2 separate regions of the Mus musculus genome follow, and region 1 is linked to region 2. A link is a contact called in ENCODE Hi-C or POLR2A ChIA-PET data. All regions are on one chromosome and are shown on one strand. The core of a region is the stretch at or near the end of the contact, and the rest is flanking DNA. Distances in the headings are between cores, read along the strand shown.

Evidence for each region. A loop is a pair of places that touch in the nucleus more often than their neighbours do. ChIA-PET counts read pairs that join two places held with the same protein, here RNA polymerase II (POLR2A).
Region 1: a map of left cerebral cortex shows a loop between it and region 2 (6-fold over the local background). The contact joins the promoter of E130308A19Rik here to the promoter of Hsdl2 in region 2. A Hi-C loop is called at or near these places in 1 of 37 maps with a recorded cell type or tissue (left cerebral cortex). POLR2A ChIA-PET finds 5 or more read pairs at or near these places in 3 of 5 experiments (Patski and embryonic stem cell).

Annotation. Positions count from the first base shown.
Region 1 is chr4:59,622,889-59,627,571 of GRCm38, forward strand. E130308A19Rik (RIKEN cDNA E130308A19 gene) reads left to right here and starts at 3,323. Exons shown (of 4, transcript NM_001015681.2): 1 at 3,323-3,603.
Region 2 is chr4:59,579,332-59,584,014 of GRCm38, forward strand. Hsdl2 (hydroxysteroid dehydrogenase like 2) reads left to right here and starts at 2,232. Exons shown (of 11, transcript NM_024255.3): 1 at 2,232-2,444. The coding sequence starts at 2,428.

The DNA of each region.
Region 1 (4,683 bases), core at 2,073-4,572, 45 kb after region 2:
CAGTCCATCATCATCAAGGTAGGGACATAGCAGCCCTGGCAGGCATGGAACAGGAGGATCTGAGAGTTCTACATCTTCAGCTGAAGGTTGCTAAGAGAAGACTGGCTTCCAGGCAGCTAGGACTAAGGTATTAAAACCCACAGTGACAAACCTACCCCAACAAGGCCACATCTTCAAATAGTGCCTCTCTTTGGGCCAAGCATATTCAAACTACCCTATTGTGGTCTTGGTTTATATGTCCCCAGTGGGCTCTATTTGGTTATTTTAAAATCCTAATGTATACTAAAATCCTCCATTCTGTCATGTATGACTTGATCATATTAATCACAGCTATTCTAAGGGTCTATTGACCAGGACATCTGGGACATATTTATATGTTTGGACTGTCGTCTTTTTCATTTTGGATTTTTTTTCTTATCATATGTGATGCCAGATACTACGTATTAAATTTTATTTTTAAAAGCTCCTCCACCAAAGATTTATTTTTCGCAGACAGAATATTGGAACTTCACCAGCCAGGGATGGAAGTAGTTCAAGGCTTAGTTGTAGGCCCTGGTGGAACCAATTTAATCTGATTTTGCTCAAGACAATCTGGTTCATCAACAGCCTCAGTTGAGGCACTGAGGTGTTTAACCAGGACCACCTTTCTATTTAATAACTCTTTCCAGTAGTGTCTTATTTAGAGTTACTACTGCTGTGATGAAACACCAAAAGCAAGATGGGGAGTAAGGCACTTAAATTTGGCTTATATTTCCACATCACAGTTTATTATTAAAGGAAGTCAGGACAGGAACTCACACAGGGCAGGAATCCGGAGGCAGGAGCTGATGCAGATGTCATGGAGGAGTGATACTTTCTGGCTTGCTCCCCGTGGCTTGTTCAGCCTGCTTTCCTCCAGAACCTGGGACCACCAGAGCAGGGATGGTACCACCATAGTAGGCAGGACCTTCCCACATCAATCACTAATTAAGAACATTTCTTACAAGCTTGCCTACAGCCAGGTCTTATGGAAGCATTATCTCAATTGAGGCTACCTCCTCTTAGACAACCCCAGCTTGTGTGAAGTTGACATAAAACTATCCAGCACCATGAGACAGCTAAAGATATCTGTTTTACAATGTTTTCAGTAGCAGTTTCTTTTCATTGCTTGGTTTCTTGTTGCTTGTTTTGCAGATAAGGAATCTACAAGTTCGACAAACTGGTATATAGAATGACCATTTTTAATAGCAAATACATACAGTTAATTGTGGCAAAAGTAGAATATAAAATTTAGTTTCTTAATCACTTTTAGTATATAGTTATGTTAAATATATTAAATCTTTTTATTTTTTAATGTTTTTTTTGAAACAGGGTTTCTCTGTGTAGCCCTGGGTATCCTGGAACTCAGTAGCTAGCCTCTGCCTCTCAAGTGCCCGGGTTAAAAGTGTGTCACCACTGCCTAATTATATTTACAATCTGTCACATTCTCATTTCTCACCTAGGAATGATTGAGATTTCTTATCACAGGAGGGGTAAGACCAAGATGTGGATAGTACCTAAGGCTAATCAGGTTATTTCTAAGTCTGACTTTCTACCATTAGACATGGTTTGGAAAGGGCTCAGTGCTGTGAGGAGAAAAGGGAGCCTGGAAGCAGTGGATGACTCTGAGCTCCAATAACAAACTATGTTCTCAAGATTTCTTAGTTTCTCTAAGCCTCAGTTTCTGAAAACTAAAACTACAACCATCTTATGAACTGCAATATCACTTCTCAGTAGGTACCTGAAAATGTGAGGCTGGAGAGATGGCTCAGTAGTTGCTCTTCCAGAGGACCTGGGTTTGATTCCCAACACCCGGGAGGGAGCTCACACCCATCTGGAATTACAGTTCCAGGACATTTGACACCCTCTACTGGCCTGGGAAGGCACCGAGGGCATCTCTGGCACAGAGATATCCATGCAAGCAGAACAACCCCCACACACATAAAAAAAATTACATTTTGTATCAAATTTTCTATAGAATAGTAATGTTAGTAGCACCAGTTTTGTAGCGTTCCTAGGACTAACTGAATTAACAACTTACTAAGTGCTTGGCACAGACATATCTGGGAGGTGCTATGAAAGGGGTTTTTAAACACACAGCCTTGTCTCAGTGGTGCCATGCTGTGTAGGTAGCTTTTAGTGCCTTGTGTATCAGAGCACCTCTGAGAGTTTTAGCTGTTACAACGGCCCCACTCCTGGGGTGGGATGAATGTGTAGATGCCAAAGTACAGCTCTGAGCTCAGTGAGTCTACTCTTGAGCCAAATACAAATGATGGCCAGCAACATGGATTCAGATTACCCTGGAAGACATGCTCCACTGTGGAAGTAGTTACATTAGCTTTTATTATTATTATTATTATTATTTACAGAAAAAAGGAAGTCATAAAATCAAGGCAATTACCAAATGGCAAGGCCTGCAGGTTGGTGGATTACAGCAAAGTGGGCCAAATTTACAAGTTTCAGGTACTGATGAGATTTGTAGCTTTTGAATCAGTGGAAGCTAGAGGTCAGCTGACAATACATTTCTTCCTTCTTTTTACTATTACTACTACTATTATTATTAGTGGTCGTTTTGCCAGCATGTACGTCTGCACCGCTCTGTCGTACCGCGGGGACTGAACTCCAGACTGTTGTGAGATACTGCCGGGAATCAACTTGGTGTTCTGGAAGAGCAGCCAGTGCTCTTAACCACTTTTTTAGCCACTGCTAAAAAAGACATATTAAAGAGTTTCCTAAGGTCATGAGGGTATTAAGTTTGATGGGTAGGCAATAAATAAATTATTAAGGCGTGTAGAATCTTTAACACCTTGCACTATTCTTTATTTTTTTCCCTGGGAACTCCAGTTTATTAGATGTGTGTGTGGATGCGATGCGGTGGGACATTAGGACACTATGGAGTAAGTACACTGCGGGTCCCAGGCCACCCGGCACAACTCTGTCTGAGGTGTCACACACCTCTAACGCGATCAAGCTCTGCTTACTTCAAGTGTTTAGGCTGAAGTGCGCGGAGGCCAGGACAGCGGACACGCGTGGAAAGTGGCACAGACCGTGCGTGGGTTCTGTACCTGTCGGAGCGACGGGGGCCGAGCTCGGCCGGCTCCGGGCTGCTCGCGTCGCTGACAGGAGCTTGGCCCGCGCCCCCTCAGGGCAGCGAGCGCCGCGGGTCGAGCGCCTTCCGCGGGCGTCGCTACACACTTCCTGTAGGTCCCGCCGCCTGAGGAGCGCTTCCGGTGCCGGCTGAAGCTGGGGTCCGAGCCCCCGCCCCGCCCCTCTCCGGCCCCGCCCCGCGCGGCCCCGCCCCCGCGCTCCAAGCCGGGCGCGCGGAGCCCGGGGCGCACGGAGCGGCGCGCGCCGGTGGCCGAGCCAGGCTGGCGCCTGCGCCCCCCCCTCTCATCGCACCACCGCCGTCACCCGCCGCGCAGCCCGTGGGGCGCCCTTCCCGGTTCACCGACTCCGGCCCCGGGGCCTCCGGCTGTGGTGCTGCCGCCCTCCGTCCCGCCGTCCCTCCCCGTCCAGCTCGGGCCGCCGGGCTCCCGCAGGCCCCACCGCCCGCGTTCCTATGGACAGACGCACAGACACCTGCAGGTGGGTGAGAGCCCGCGCGGGGCTGGGGAGCACGCGGGCGCGGGGCCTCTTTGTGTGTGGGCGGCCGCGCCGTGACCCTCAGAACCTTCCTTTTGTCTGCTCCGGGCCAGCGAGGCGGGAGGGCGCTAGGGGCGGAGGGGTCTGCGGGCGCAGAGCGGGGCGCGCACCGGTTCGCGGCCGGCGGCGTCTTGGCGGGGACTGTCGGTGCGCCGGCGTCCCCCGAGCTGGGCAGGAGGGCGGGACGGAGGAGGAACGGTCTGCCTAGCTAGTTGCAGAGTCTGAGACACCTCGGGGCTCTGCCGGACTAGCTTGGTTGTCCGGAGGTACCGGGAGGTGCGTGTGGGGCGTGTAAAGGAACGTGCGGCGCTTTGCTCCCTTATTTATTGTTTCTAACGGAGGAGGGCTTTCTCCCAAAAGCTCCCCCCAATCTGAGGCTGCGCACAGTGATTTGGGTTTGTTATCAAATAGATCAAGAAACCTAGTGTCCTGGAGAGAGGAGGTTGAGCTGACCAGCAACAAACACATCAGATGAAACAAACAAACAAACAAACAGACAAACAAAAAATGTTTGTGGTTTTCTTACGGCTGACTTTAATTTAAAATGTTAAAGGTCAGGCAGTGACTTAAATGGAGAAAATCGAACATGGCTGATTTTTTTTTTTTTTAATATTTTTAAAGAAATTGTTTTGAAGTTGTGGAGTAAAGTTTTTTCTTGTGGTCCTTAGGATTATCACCGATAGAGTAGTCTACCTACTAAACAGTTAATTGGAGTGTCATGTAGTGACAGCTTTTATGGTAGGGCTTGCATTAGAGAGTAAAACAATGATAGTCTTTCCATGCAGGCTAAAACCTTTGTTTTCCGTTTTAAGATAGGAGATTTTTTTTTTTTTCATAGCATATGAAGAGAACGTGATGTTAGAAGTGATTTTTCCCAGCGGTATTTCCTTATTTTACATGATACATTTATTCCTTACATGCGTACAAACCAAGGGTAGGGTTGTTGTACGTTAGATATAGTGTTTTGAAAGGTGGAAGGTAGTAGCTCTGTTTTTTCTTATTTGATTAGCTGGCTTACTTCGT
Region 2 (4,683 bases), core at 982-3,481:
CCTCTTCTTGTATCCCTGGGGCTGAGAGTGTTGTCCTGGGGCCCCTATTCTTTTCTCATCTCCTCTGCTGTATCCAGTGTGGGATGCCGGAGACTGAGAACCTGGTATGGGGGCTGCCCCTTGTCCACCACCCGCCTAGCTGGGATCAGTGGCTCCACACAGCCAGACACCCATGCAGGGCCACGTGGAAAGGGTACGGCAGTCCTCCCCCATCTGCCCGCCCATCTGCCCGCCCAGAACACAGGAACTCTGGTTCGAGGCGGGCTCTCTCCCTCGCCCCTCTTTCCCTACACCCACGCCCCACATTTCTCCACATCCTTGCTAGCATCTGCTGTCACCTGAATTTTTGAACTTAGCCATTCTGACTGGTGTGAGGTGGAATCTCAGGGTTGTTTTGGTTTGCATTCCCCTGATGATTAAGGATGTTGAACATTTTTCAGGTGCTTCTCAGCCAAAGAATTCACTGCTACCAGACAAATATACAGACCATTCAGTAAAAGCAGTCAAGGGCCAAAGGAACATTTTAAACTGTCCATATCTCTCTGAAACATTTGGAATTTACAAAGACAAACTGGCTACTCACACCTCCTAGGTAAGGACAGAGATTTTGTTCCTTTCTACCTGCTGTTTCTTCTCACTTAAGAGGTACTAATATTTGTTGAATAAGTACACTCTTCTAGAATCATCAATAATCATTATTATAGGTTACAAACTCACGTGTCAATAGCTAATGGTCAAGGTGATAAAAGGGTAAACAGCCACAGTTTAATAATACGTTTTTATTTGAATATTTAATTAGGGCTAGAGAGATGGTTCCCTGGTTAAGAGTGTTGTGCCCAGATTGTAAAAATCCCAAGGAGAGGACCAGGAATCATACCCCACTGTAATCGCATGAGGGTCTTTATTTAAGCTCGAGCTTGGGCCACCAACCTTCCTGACAGAACAGGAAAGAGTGAACCCCCAGGCCTAAGTAAAGGGGGTTTATAAAGAAAAAAACCCGCAAGCGGGTTTTTGTGTTGGCAATATAGGAGAGGGTAAAGGAATGCTGTCCTTTAAACCTGATAACATTTGTTCAGACAGCAGGGCAGAACCGTGTAGCTGAAAAGGTACCTTTCTGACCTGGGAAGAGTAACTTGTGCTATCAGAACCGCTTCTGATATGTTTACAACCGGCCACAGCTGTCTGGGAACGTTTGTCTCTTTTTCATAGTCTAAGAGTGGGCTATTATCATTTCAAGGGTATTGGCTTCGGTTTCCTTCAACAGCAAGGAGCCATCTGCACTGTGAGAAATGTTGGTTGTTAATCAAAAGGGGTCGAGTTTAAGTGACGTGGAGGCTAGGGTATGCTGCTTTTCTTTTGTTCTCAAGGCTGGCATTTGCCTTTCCCCACCCCCCGCGGGGGTGGGGGTATCGTCAGGGAGAGGGAGGGAGTAATAACTGCTCTAGCTGCGCAGGGTCAGGAGAGTGTAGGATTTGATGTGCAGGTTTCTCTTGTCTGAGCACTGGCTGCTCTTCCAAAAGATCCAGCAAGTTTGACAATTAGGAGAGTATATACCTACCTGTCTTAAGTTGTTTTCTGAACTAAGCTTTAGATAACAACCTCGTTAGCATCTTTTTCTCCCGCTACAAAATACAAAACAATTTCATTTCCTGGGTAGCTCAGTTAGGTATAACTCCAAGAACGAAACTGAATCCCAGACTCGACCTCATTCCGGCATTCATTCCAGGACTGAGGATTCCTTCTCCAACCTTGATTTCTGTGGCCCGGATCATACGATGAACGCTTGCGGGAGACCTTTGCAAAGATCTCTTCCAGAAACTCCTGTCTCCAGACACTGGAGGTCAGGCTAAATTTAGATTCAGTGGCAGCGAAAATGAGAGTGACCGGCTTCTGCAAAAAGCATTTTTCAGATGTCTACAAGTGTTCTTCGGAGAGAGCGCCTTGGCTCGGGGACAGACAGGGGAAAACGACGCCCAGCACCCTCAAGTCAGTCCCCGGAGCGCCCCTCAATCCGCCATCTGGCTGGCTGGGAGCCGTCGATGCGCCGAACCTAGGCTGAGGAGGAAAAGCCTACGTAGTAATGATGCTCTAGACACGCCAGTGGCCCACAGGAGAAACTGATTGTCACCTACAGACTCGGGAAAGGGGCGGGGCGGAGGTGTACTCCAAAGCGCCTGCGCAGAGCGTTGGTTTCCTGGGTGTCGTTTGTAGAACTGCGGGAAGAACCGCCCAGTGCCCGGTGTGCGCAGGCGCACACCGTCTTGTAAGCTCTCGGTCTTGTAGGATCTCGGTCTTGTAGGAGGGCCGGTCCCCGAGCGGGTCTCGGGGCGGGGCCCGGGGCGCGGCTAAATGCGGAGAGAAAGTTCGCCTGTCACTCACAGCTCGCTGCTGTTCCACTGCCACCAAGTTCTCTGAACTGCGAAGGTCATGCTGCCCAACACTGGGTAAGAGGACGGGGGTGGGATGGGGTCAGGGGCCAGTCGGCAGGTCGCCGGCGCAACCCAGAGCCGCGCGCTCTGGAACACCGGTTCGCGGAAAGATAGAGTCGCTGGGACCTGCGCATGCACGAGAACCCAAAGTTCTGTACTACTGAGACTCAAAAGTTGTACACTGCAAGGGGCAGTGGTGTCAGATACTCCACGGGGAAAGGTCGCGAGCGTAGGTGTCCCCGACGACCCGTTGTAGCCCCATCTCGCCTTTAGCTTGGCCTGGTGACAATGTTGCTTTCATCTTCTAGGCGAAAGGTCGCTTGAGACAGTGACTTCAGATTTTCTGTTTGTATGCTTGATTGTAGAATAATAGAAGAATGGTGTTTTGAAAATGGTTTTCAAGTTAGTAGCGAGTTAAAATGTTACAATACGAACATTTCTGGTAAGGGGTTTATTTATTTATTTTACTTAAAAATGAAGTATATTTATCCCAGCCTAGCCAGGTGCGGTGGCGCCTGCTTTTAATGCCAGCACTCAGAAGCAGGGTCAGAAGATCTATTGATTCGAGGCTGTTCTGGTCTACATAGTGAGTGTGCTAGGCTCACTCTGTCAGCAAACGCTACAGAGTTAGAACCTTGTCTACACCCCCTCCCCCAAGCCCACTTATATAGAGACACAATTGTGCAGCCAGTCACCAGGACTTTACAAAATCAAAACAAATACCCATTAAACAATGTTCTTCCCGATTCTTCTTGCCCTTGGTTCCTGCTGAACTCAGGTAGGTCCACTATGTTCTATAAAGTTTATCTTAAGCAGAGTGACAAGTTAAGCCCATTCTGTAATTAGTTTGACACATATAGACAGCTAAAAGACTTAAATAGTTCAAAAGGGTATAAGTCTCTTTAAAACTCCAGTTTCTTTCTGTTTGTATTTTTTGTACTTATCAACATATTTTGTATACCTTACAGGGATACCTTCTTTTTAGAAAATAGTAGCAAACTCCATTTTGGGCTTGCTGTTTTTACCTGACATGTCTTGGCACATACTTAGGTTTCCAGTACACACAGCTTGTCTTTGTCCTCTTGTTTTGTTTGTTGTTGTTGTTTTGAGACAAGGTTTGTCTGTGCCCTAGCTATCCTGGAACTCTCTCTGTAGACCAGGCTGGTCTTGAACTCAGGGAGTTCCTCCTGCCTCTGCCTCCCCAGAGTTGAGATTAAAGGCATGAGCCTGTCCTTGTCCTCTTTAATGGTTGCAAACTATTATTGAAGACCATTATGTACTTAACCTGTTTCCAATTGTTGGATATTAAGTCATTTCCAGCTGTTTGTTATCTTTTTCTTGGTGGTGTTTTATTCTATCTTTGCTTCCATTATTATTCTTTTGTTTTATTTTGGTTTGAATTGAATGTAAACGGGGCTGGTGAAATGGCTCAGCGGTTAAGAGCACTGACTGCTCTTCCGAAGGTCCTGAGTTCAAATCCCAGCAACCACATGGTGGCTCACAACCATCCATAGTGAGGTCTGACACTCTCTTCTGGTGCATCTGAAGACAGCTACAGTGTACTAATGAATAGTAATAGATAAATCTTTTTTAAAAACTATTTAAAAAAAGAATTGAGTGTAAACCTGGCTGTCTTTGAACTTGTGATTTGAACCAGGCTGGCCTTGAACTCACAGACATTTGCCTGCTTTTACCTCCTAGGTGCTGGGATTAAAAGTCTGTGCCACCATGCCTGGCTTTACTATCCCTCTATGTGTCTGTTTACACATAGATGAATATACTATCTGGGATAAATTCTTGAAAGTGAAATTGCTAGAACCAAGGGAATATATTTTAAAAATTTTTGATACTACAAGACAGACAGGTATTCACCACCAAAAGAATTGCACCATCAAAAGTGTTATTGAGAGTACTGAGCCCAATCTAGCCAGTCACAGGTTCTGAAGTTTGAAAAACTAAAGACCCTAGAATAGCCTGAAAGGGGGAAAAAGAATGAAGTGAACTGGCTTTTCTGGATATTAAAGTGGTTTATAAAACTAGAGTAATTAAAAATAGTTCTAATACAGACTAAGTAAATTCTTTGGGAACCCATCCAGTGGCGGGGGGGGGGGGGCTCTTCATTATAGTTAAAATTTGTATTATTTTTTCACTAGTGAAGGTGAGACAGTTTGGCCTCCAGAAGACATTTGGCAATATCTAAGGAGACAGAGTATCATAGCTGAAAGGGGATGCCAAGTGGTGGAGCCCCTAGATG